Linked DNA regions of Homo sapiens: region 1 is linked to region 2. The links are chromatin contacts, found by Hi-C or POLR2A ChIA-PET in ENCODE. All regions are on one chromosome and are shown on one strand. The core of a region is the stretch at or near the end of the contact, and the rest is flanking DNA. Distances in the headings are between cores, read along the strand shown.

What was found. Hi-C counts contacts between places; a loop is a spot of excess contacts on that map. ChIA-PET counts read pairs that join two places held with the same protein, here RNA polymerase II (POLR2A). Pooled maps may share reads with other maps.
Region 1: a loop to region 2 is called in a map with no recorded cell type, with 2.1 times the contacts of the local background. The contact joins two enhancer-like sites. A Hi-C loop is called at or near these places in 1 of 37 single-sample maps with no recorded cell type and 1 of 50 pooled maps. POLR2A ChIA-PET finds 5 or more read pairs at or near these places in 1 of 52 experiments (T-cell).

Annotation. Positions count from the first base shown.
Region 1 is chr7:37,490,534-37,494,222 of GRCh38, reverse strand. No RefSeq gene overlaps it. Among named protein-coding and RNA genes, the nearest start is that of ELMO1, 44 kb to the right of the region's middle. Within about 2 kb of position 2,060, at least 2 of the 41 ENCODE cell types and tissues checked have a DNase peak (open chromatin) inside an H3K27ac peak, as active enhancers do.
Region 2 is chr7:36,944,764-36,948,288 of GRCh38, reverse strand. All of the region lies in intron 16 of ELMO1 (engulfment and cell motility 1), which reads left to right. Among named protein-coding and RNA genes, the nearest start is that of MIR1200, 27 kb to the right of the region's middle. Within about 2 kb of position 2,173, at least 6 of the 41 ENCODE cell types and tissues checked have a DNase peak (open chromatin) inside an H3K27ac peak, as active enhancers do.

The DNA.
Region 1 (3,689 bases), core at 811-3,310, 550 kb before region 2:
TAGAGTACATGAACCCAGGCAACTCTGCTCTGGGAAGTATTGCCTCTACGTGTTACGGTTTTCTTATTTTTCCCCCTTACTTTCCATTGTTACTTTGTGTTGCTACCAACACACCAAGGCAGCAGGGAGGGCTCCTTCTGTTTCTAATCTGCAGAGGCCTTGGAAGGATGAGCGTCGTGTTTTGTTAGTTAGGAACGTGCGTAGCCCAAGTGGGAGAGCGGGGCCCGTTACGCAAGGGCCTGCTCCATGACGACAGCGGTGCATACCTTGCCCTGTGTCTAGTCTGGCTAGTCTGGTTCTGTGTTTTATTTTCTTGCTCCTGGTTGTTCTCCCAACAGGTGAAACTGCAGGTGGTCGAATCGTGGGTAGTTGAGCTGTTGTTTCAAACAAATCTTTCTAATCTATTTTTACTTGTGGCTAGAATCACAACATTTATGGAAAAGCTTTGTGTGGCCCCTCAACTTATGTAACTCTTATGTATTTTATTTTTCATGTGCTACTAGCATATTTTCTTTAACAAAAATGTCTAAATGTGCTTCAGGGCTTTCATCTATCAAAAAGCATACCTGCATTATCACGTGTGTATATATGGATACATATAAACACATACGCATATAAACATATATACATGTGAGTGTGCGCTTATTATGAGGCAAGGTGACGAAGGGGCGCTCATTATTTTCCTTTGGGAAAAGGCTTTACTTGAATCTGTTTTCCTTGAGTTATTTTTATCACTTAATTATCTTTATCAAGGTCATTAAATGGAAAAAATGCTAACAAAAGAGGGCTAGTGGTACTTTACTAAGGAACAGTATAGGAGAGCTGTAACTGCTCGACTGTTCTCTTGGGCAAAGTTGGGGGAGTTGGTGAACAAAAGCAACAGTTTCCAAGAACAAACAATGGCATTCTCTGTGACCTGCAGCACAGCTGGCAACGCTGGGTTCTCAAACATTTAGGACCTATGCTAAATATTTCCTCCAGCCACGTCTAACCATGCCAACATCTCACACACATTGAAAAGTATTGCTTTTTCCTTTTGGTTTTAAACATTCCTTCTAATGAACAAAAACAGCATTTAATATTTTTAATTGAAGACTGGCTACAGTAGATTACAAATGTTACACCCAGGAAGGCATGAGCTCATTTCTCAAGACTTTGATCTGTAATTACAAAATACTCACCAGCTGTAAACTCTATGCAGGTCTTCCTAGCATGGTGTAGTCCCTGGTACATGGTAGGCCCACAGTAAACATTCCCAATGGACAGATTAACCAGTTACAAATCCACTTGTGGGTAGAGACTGAGTTTAGCACATACAAGGATAAGTCAGATCGTGTCCGGAATTGGTGGGTTCTTGGTCTCGCTGACTTCAAGAATGAAGCCGCAGACCCTCGCAGTGACTTTTACGGTTCATAAAGATGGCGCGTCCAGAGTTGTTCGTGTCTCCCGTCTGGAGTTGTTCCTCCCTCCCAGTGGGTTCCCAGTCTCGCTGGCTTCAGGAGTGGAACTGCAGACCTTCTCGGGGAGTGTTACAGCTCATAAAAGCCGCACAAACCCAAAGGGTGAACAGCAGCAAGATTTATTGCAAAGACTGAAACAACAAAGCTTCCACAGCCTGAAACGGAGACCCCAGCGGGTTGCCGCTGCTGGCTCCGTGACCTGACTTTATTCCCTTATTTGGCCCCACCCACATTCTGCCGATTGGTCCATTTTACAGAGAGCTGATTGGCTTACTGGGAGCTGATTGGTCCATTTTCACAGAGTGCTGATGGGAGCATTTACAAACCTGTAGCTAGACACAAAAGTTCTCCAAGTCCCCACCCATCCCAGAAGCACAGCTGGCTTCACCTCTCACTGGCACTACTTGTGAGACTTTGCAGCACCTAGCCCGGGCACTCCCGGAGCCCAGACGGAGCTTGTCCCAGAGAATCAAGAGGAAAAGAGGAGAAGCGAGAAAGAGAAGGAGACCTGCTATCCTGGCCAACATTCCCGCGAAGAGGGAACGGCGGTCCACGCACGGGATTGTCTCCAATCAAGCCCAGCAGGCGCCCCCCGGAACCCGCGCCAGCAGGCGAGCGCCGCGCGCAGCCCTGGCTCTAGCTCTGGCTCTGGCTCCGGCCCGCGCCTCTCCCTCCACACCTCCCGGCCAGCAGAGGGAGCCTTGGCCAGCCCCAGAGAGGGACCCCCGACAGCGCAGTGGCGGGCTGCAGGGCTGAGTGTGGCCAGAGCTGAGGCTGAGGCCAAGGAGGCGCCGATAGCGAGCGAGGGCTGCTAGCACTTTGTCACCTCTCAAAATCATGATATAAAGATGTTTTTATTTGTGTCCCCTACAGATTTCTTTACTCTTGTTTTCTCTCCTACATCTTGGAAAACACGTCACAGTGTATGAGGAACAAATGACAAGTTACACTATGCCTTCTCAAATCTTTTCTGAATTCATATTTCATCTTAATTGTAGAAAAAGTAAGACAGGTTCATTGTAGAAAAAAATAGACAAAGGAAGTATATTTTTTAAAATCCTCATAATCTCACTCCCCAGAAATAACAGCTATTAAAATGTTGTGGTTTTCCAGTTTTTTCTATTTTTTTGGCTTTAAATTATATCTATGTTCACATATTGAAATGATATACATATAATTTCATATTTTGCTTTTTAAATTTAATGATGTTTCTTAAACGTACACCATGTCAATTAAAACTTCTTTAAAAAAAAAAACATAATTTTAGGCCGGGCATGGTGGATCACGCCTGTAATCCCAGCACTTTAGGAGGTCAAGGCGGGCAGATTACCTTAGGTCAGGAGTTCAAGACCAGCTTGGCCAACATGGGGAAACCACATCTACTACTGTGCTGGGCGTGGTGGCGTGCACCTGTAATCCCAGCTACTTAGGAGGCTGAGGCTGAGGCAGGAGAACTGCATGAACCTGGGAAGCGGAGGTTGCAGTATGCCAAGATAGCGCCATTGCACTCCAGCCTGGGCGACAAGAGTGAAACTCCATGTCAAAAACAAATAAACATAATTTTAATAGCCATGTTGTGTTCTGCTATAGATATGCCCAATAATCAATTTATCTATTGTTGAACATTTACATTATTTGAAATTTATCTTTATGGCCATCTTTATATATAATATTTAAGCATATAATGTTAGTGATTTTCTAGGAAACTTTCTTAACAGTTTCCTAGAAATAGACTTGAATATTTTTAAGGCTTTTGATTAAGTATTGTCACATCACCTTCTAGTGTTGCTACAGTTTGTGGATTAAGGTCTACCAGCATTGTTTGATAACTGTAAGAGTAGCCGACAGCAACTATCTTTTTTTCTTTTCTTTCTTTTCTTTTTTTTTTTTTTCATGTCTTATGGCCAGGCACTATGCAGCTATGCTAAATGTTTTATTTGTGTTATCTCATTTAATTTTATTCATAACAATATGAAATAGGCATTCTTTATATTCATTTTACAGATAAGAAACTGAGGCAGGGACAGGTTATGTAATTTTCTCCCAAGGTCGTACAATCAAGTTGTAGACACATGATTTAACTCCAGAGCCCTAGTCCTCACTGTGCTGAAAGAATCTGTCAGCATTGAAAAGTTCAGTATATATCCAGTATTTTAAATTTTTGCTAATTTGATAGAAAAAAAGACTCTCATTTTTGTTTTATAAGTTCATTAATATTAGCTCCTTTAT
Region 2 (3,525 bases), core at 924-3,423:
TTAGCGTCCTTCACCCAACCCACCAGTGCAGGACATAGTGGTCCTCCCCACCCCGCCCATTGTCTACCCCTCTAAATGATTTTAAGAACCAAGTGTTTGTCCTCTTAAGTACTTATAAACTTCTCTAAGATAAATATTTTATATAAAATCAAGTACCTCTTGATCCTAGTTATGTTTTTCACCACTTATCTATTCAAACTACACTTATTGAGCATCTTCTGCATGCTAGGAACCGACATAGGAGTTGGGGATAATAAGTCAAAGAACGCACAATAACTCACTTGACTGTGTCTATGATAGACAAGTGTTTGCCTAGCTTATGTCACTTGAACTCGACCTTCATTAATTTTGCCATATTATTCAGTTAAATAAACCTGGGCTACATCCTGAAGGAGGAAAGAGAGTCAGCCAGGAAAAGAATCCTCAGGGCCTAGGTGGTTGTGGGGAGGTGATGGGACATTCCAGGCAGAGGGAGTGGCCTCTTGGGTGGAGGCCAGAAGAGAGAAGGATGCTTCTAGGTCACTGGTCAGAGTTTGAGGAGGAAAGGAGCAAGAAATGCAGCAGGTGAGGTGAGCCAGGTCAGCTTAGGAAGGGCCTCGTATAAATTGCTGTGGAGTTCAGACTTTGACCCAAGGTTATTGAAGACCACAGAAATATTTTAGGCTAAGGAAAGACATGATCAGATCTGTGCTTTGGAAAGAAAACTCTTTGGACTGAAAAGATTAGGAGGCCAACGCCTGATCCAAGCAGGAGATAAACACCTGATCAACGTCATGGCCCAGATTGGGAATGTGGTCAGTACGTGTTTAAGATGTGGGATCAACAGGTTTGGGTGGTTGATAGGTTGTGATGGAGAGTGAGTTGGAAAATGAGAAACTGGGGATGATTTATTGGTGGGCAATAGTACCTGCAATTGAGATAGAGAATGTGAGAATAAGAGCACACCAGGAATATGGGAGAGATGAGCTCAGTGGATGAACTAGATGTGAAGTGCTTTGGGCACATCCAAATGGAGATACTGTCCTGCTCAAAGCTAGAAAGTGAATTAATACAGAAACAAAATCAAATACCGCATGTTCACCCTTATAAGTGAGAGCTAAACATTGGGTACACAGGGACATAAGAGTGGAAACAGTAGACACTGGGGACTCCCAAAGCAGAGAGGGAGCAGGGCAAGGTTGGAAAAACTACCTATTGGGTACTGTGCTCACTATTTGGGTGACGGGTTCAATAGAAGTCCAAACCTCAGCATTGTGCAGTATATCCATGTAGCAAACCTGCACGTGTACCCCCAAATCTAAAATAATTTTTAAAAAATAACAAAAAGATAAATTGACAATTAAAAAATAAATTAATTCATTGTGATTATTTTTAAATTTTGCTGAAGAGCCTATAGAGGAAAGGTGAGTGAGATGGGCTGGAGAAATTGGAGTCACAAGAATTAGATAAAACTGTTAAGTCATTTGAATAGATGATCTCACCGAGGAAGAAGGTGGGGAGTGAGAAGAGAAGAAGGGACCAGGACTGTGCATCTGCATTTAAGAGACAGGCAGGAGAAGATGAACTCCCAAAAGACTGAAGAGGATAATCAGAGAAGTAGAAGAGATGACTATTTTCAGTGAAAAATGGAGGATCTTGATGGTTTTAGAAGAAAGTGGGTTTTTAGGGAGAGCCCCCAACCCCTCATCCTTACCACAGATAACAATAGTCCTTTGGAAGGCACGGAGCAACACAAACACAGAGGTGGTTGCGGAACATGCCATTCTCATTTTAACTAAGGGTGGCTTTGAAGATTAAATTACAAAGAAGCAGTTGGGAGAATTCCAGTTTTGGGTCTTGACAACTCTTTGTCTTCATAGCATAGCATGAGGGTCCAGTGGCCACTTGGGCAACAGATGCACTTACCCTGTAACCATGAATACCACTCATTCTCTCACTTACTGGGAGGGGACTGTAGTCCTCATAGCTGCCCCCAGTCTCCCTTTCTAGTGATGGAAATTTCCTTTATTGACAGGGAAACAGCAGGCTAATGGCACAGATGAAATGTAAATTTTGACAGCCCCGACAGGTAAATATTGGCTTTGCACAAACAAGTTTCTATAAATAACCTGTCTGCTGCAGAAACGCCACAGATGGCAGCAGGGCTGCCCAAGTGTTGATTTTTCCCAGGGTGCTTGGTGCAGAAAAGCACAGCTGTCAGCTTTGCTGTTCCTGTTCCCAGCTCAGGCTACCTCTGCTGTGCCTGCAGACTGTCCACGTCCCATCCTCCTTTGGCAGGAGAGGCAGGGACAGGTGGAGATCAGTCATTTCAATAACCTACCTCCGATGCCTTTCATTCCAGGATTCCAAAGGAGTTTCTTAAAAATGTCACTTCCTTGGGTTCTACAGTCCAAAGTGGGAATCTGTCTGATCTGGGGATGTGTTCGCCCCTTTTAATTAAAGTTGGTCCAGTTGAAAAGAAAATTGGATGGAGTGAGATACAGTCACTCTAGACTGTGTGCCACATGGCCCTGTTGCTAAAAATAGTACCGTCAAGGACTCTGGGCAGTATGTCAGGCTATTATGTTAGCAGGCATGGACTCTGACTTAAGGGGAATGTGAGGGGTATGGAGCCACAGCAAGTCATCTCACTGGGGAAATTTGCCCGATTTAACCCCATCCAGGGAGCTAAGGGAAACACAGTGAGCCACTATTGGAAAAACAGAGGCATTCTTATTTTTCAACTATGCAACTAAGAGCCCATAACTCTAATAAAGCTGATTGAGGTAATGACATTCTAAATGATCGTTCTAGGGATTCCCGGAAAGCTTCGTGCTAAGTTAAATGCCCGTCACTGAGGCTGGGCTCCGGTTTGGGGTATGCCTGTACCTCCCTCCTTCCCTCCCTAATGTTTATTTTCTGCTCCAACTTCTTTCCTTAGGCTCATTGACTTAGTGCATTTGTATTGTAAGCCCTTTCAAAACCCTTGTGAAAGTAGAAAAGGAAGAAACCATATAAAAGTGAGTCAGAGGATTCTAGAAGGTACCTAAGATAGCAATAGTAACTTAAAAACTTATTTTATATCCTACAAAGGCTTTGAGAAAATGTATGACAATAATGGACCTTGTGCAATTAAACAATCATAATTGAAAATTAGGAAGAAAACAATGTTGAGAACTGGAATAGGAAATCACCTGTGAATAATGAAGTAATGATGGTACCACACCCAGAGCAAACTTGTGGCGTTTTCTTTAGCCTTATCCCCGGAGAGTAGAGCAAAGCTGCCGTGAGTCAGCAGGCGTTGGAAAGGACAGCAAATACACTTGCTATTGCCCTGGGTTCGCAGAGTGAATTCAGGACCCTTTATTCCCACTTCAAGGCAACCAGTCACTGCTAGCATAGGCTCCTTTGCTTTTCTGGTGGGGCAGCCCCTTCTAGCTCTAATTCTACATTAAGAAGGTGTACTAGTGTTTTAGAGCTTTGGGCCTTTTCTCCCAAATCTTGTCTCCATGTATGAGGGCCTATGTTTTCACTAAGGGCTGGGAA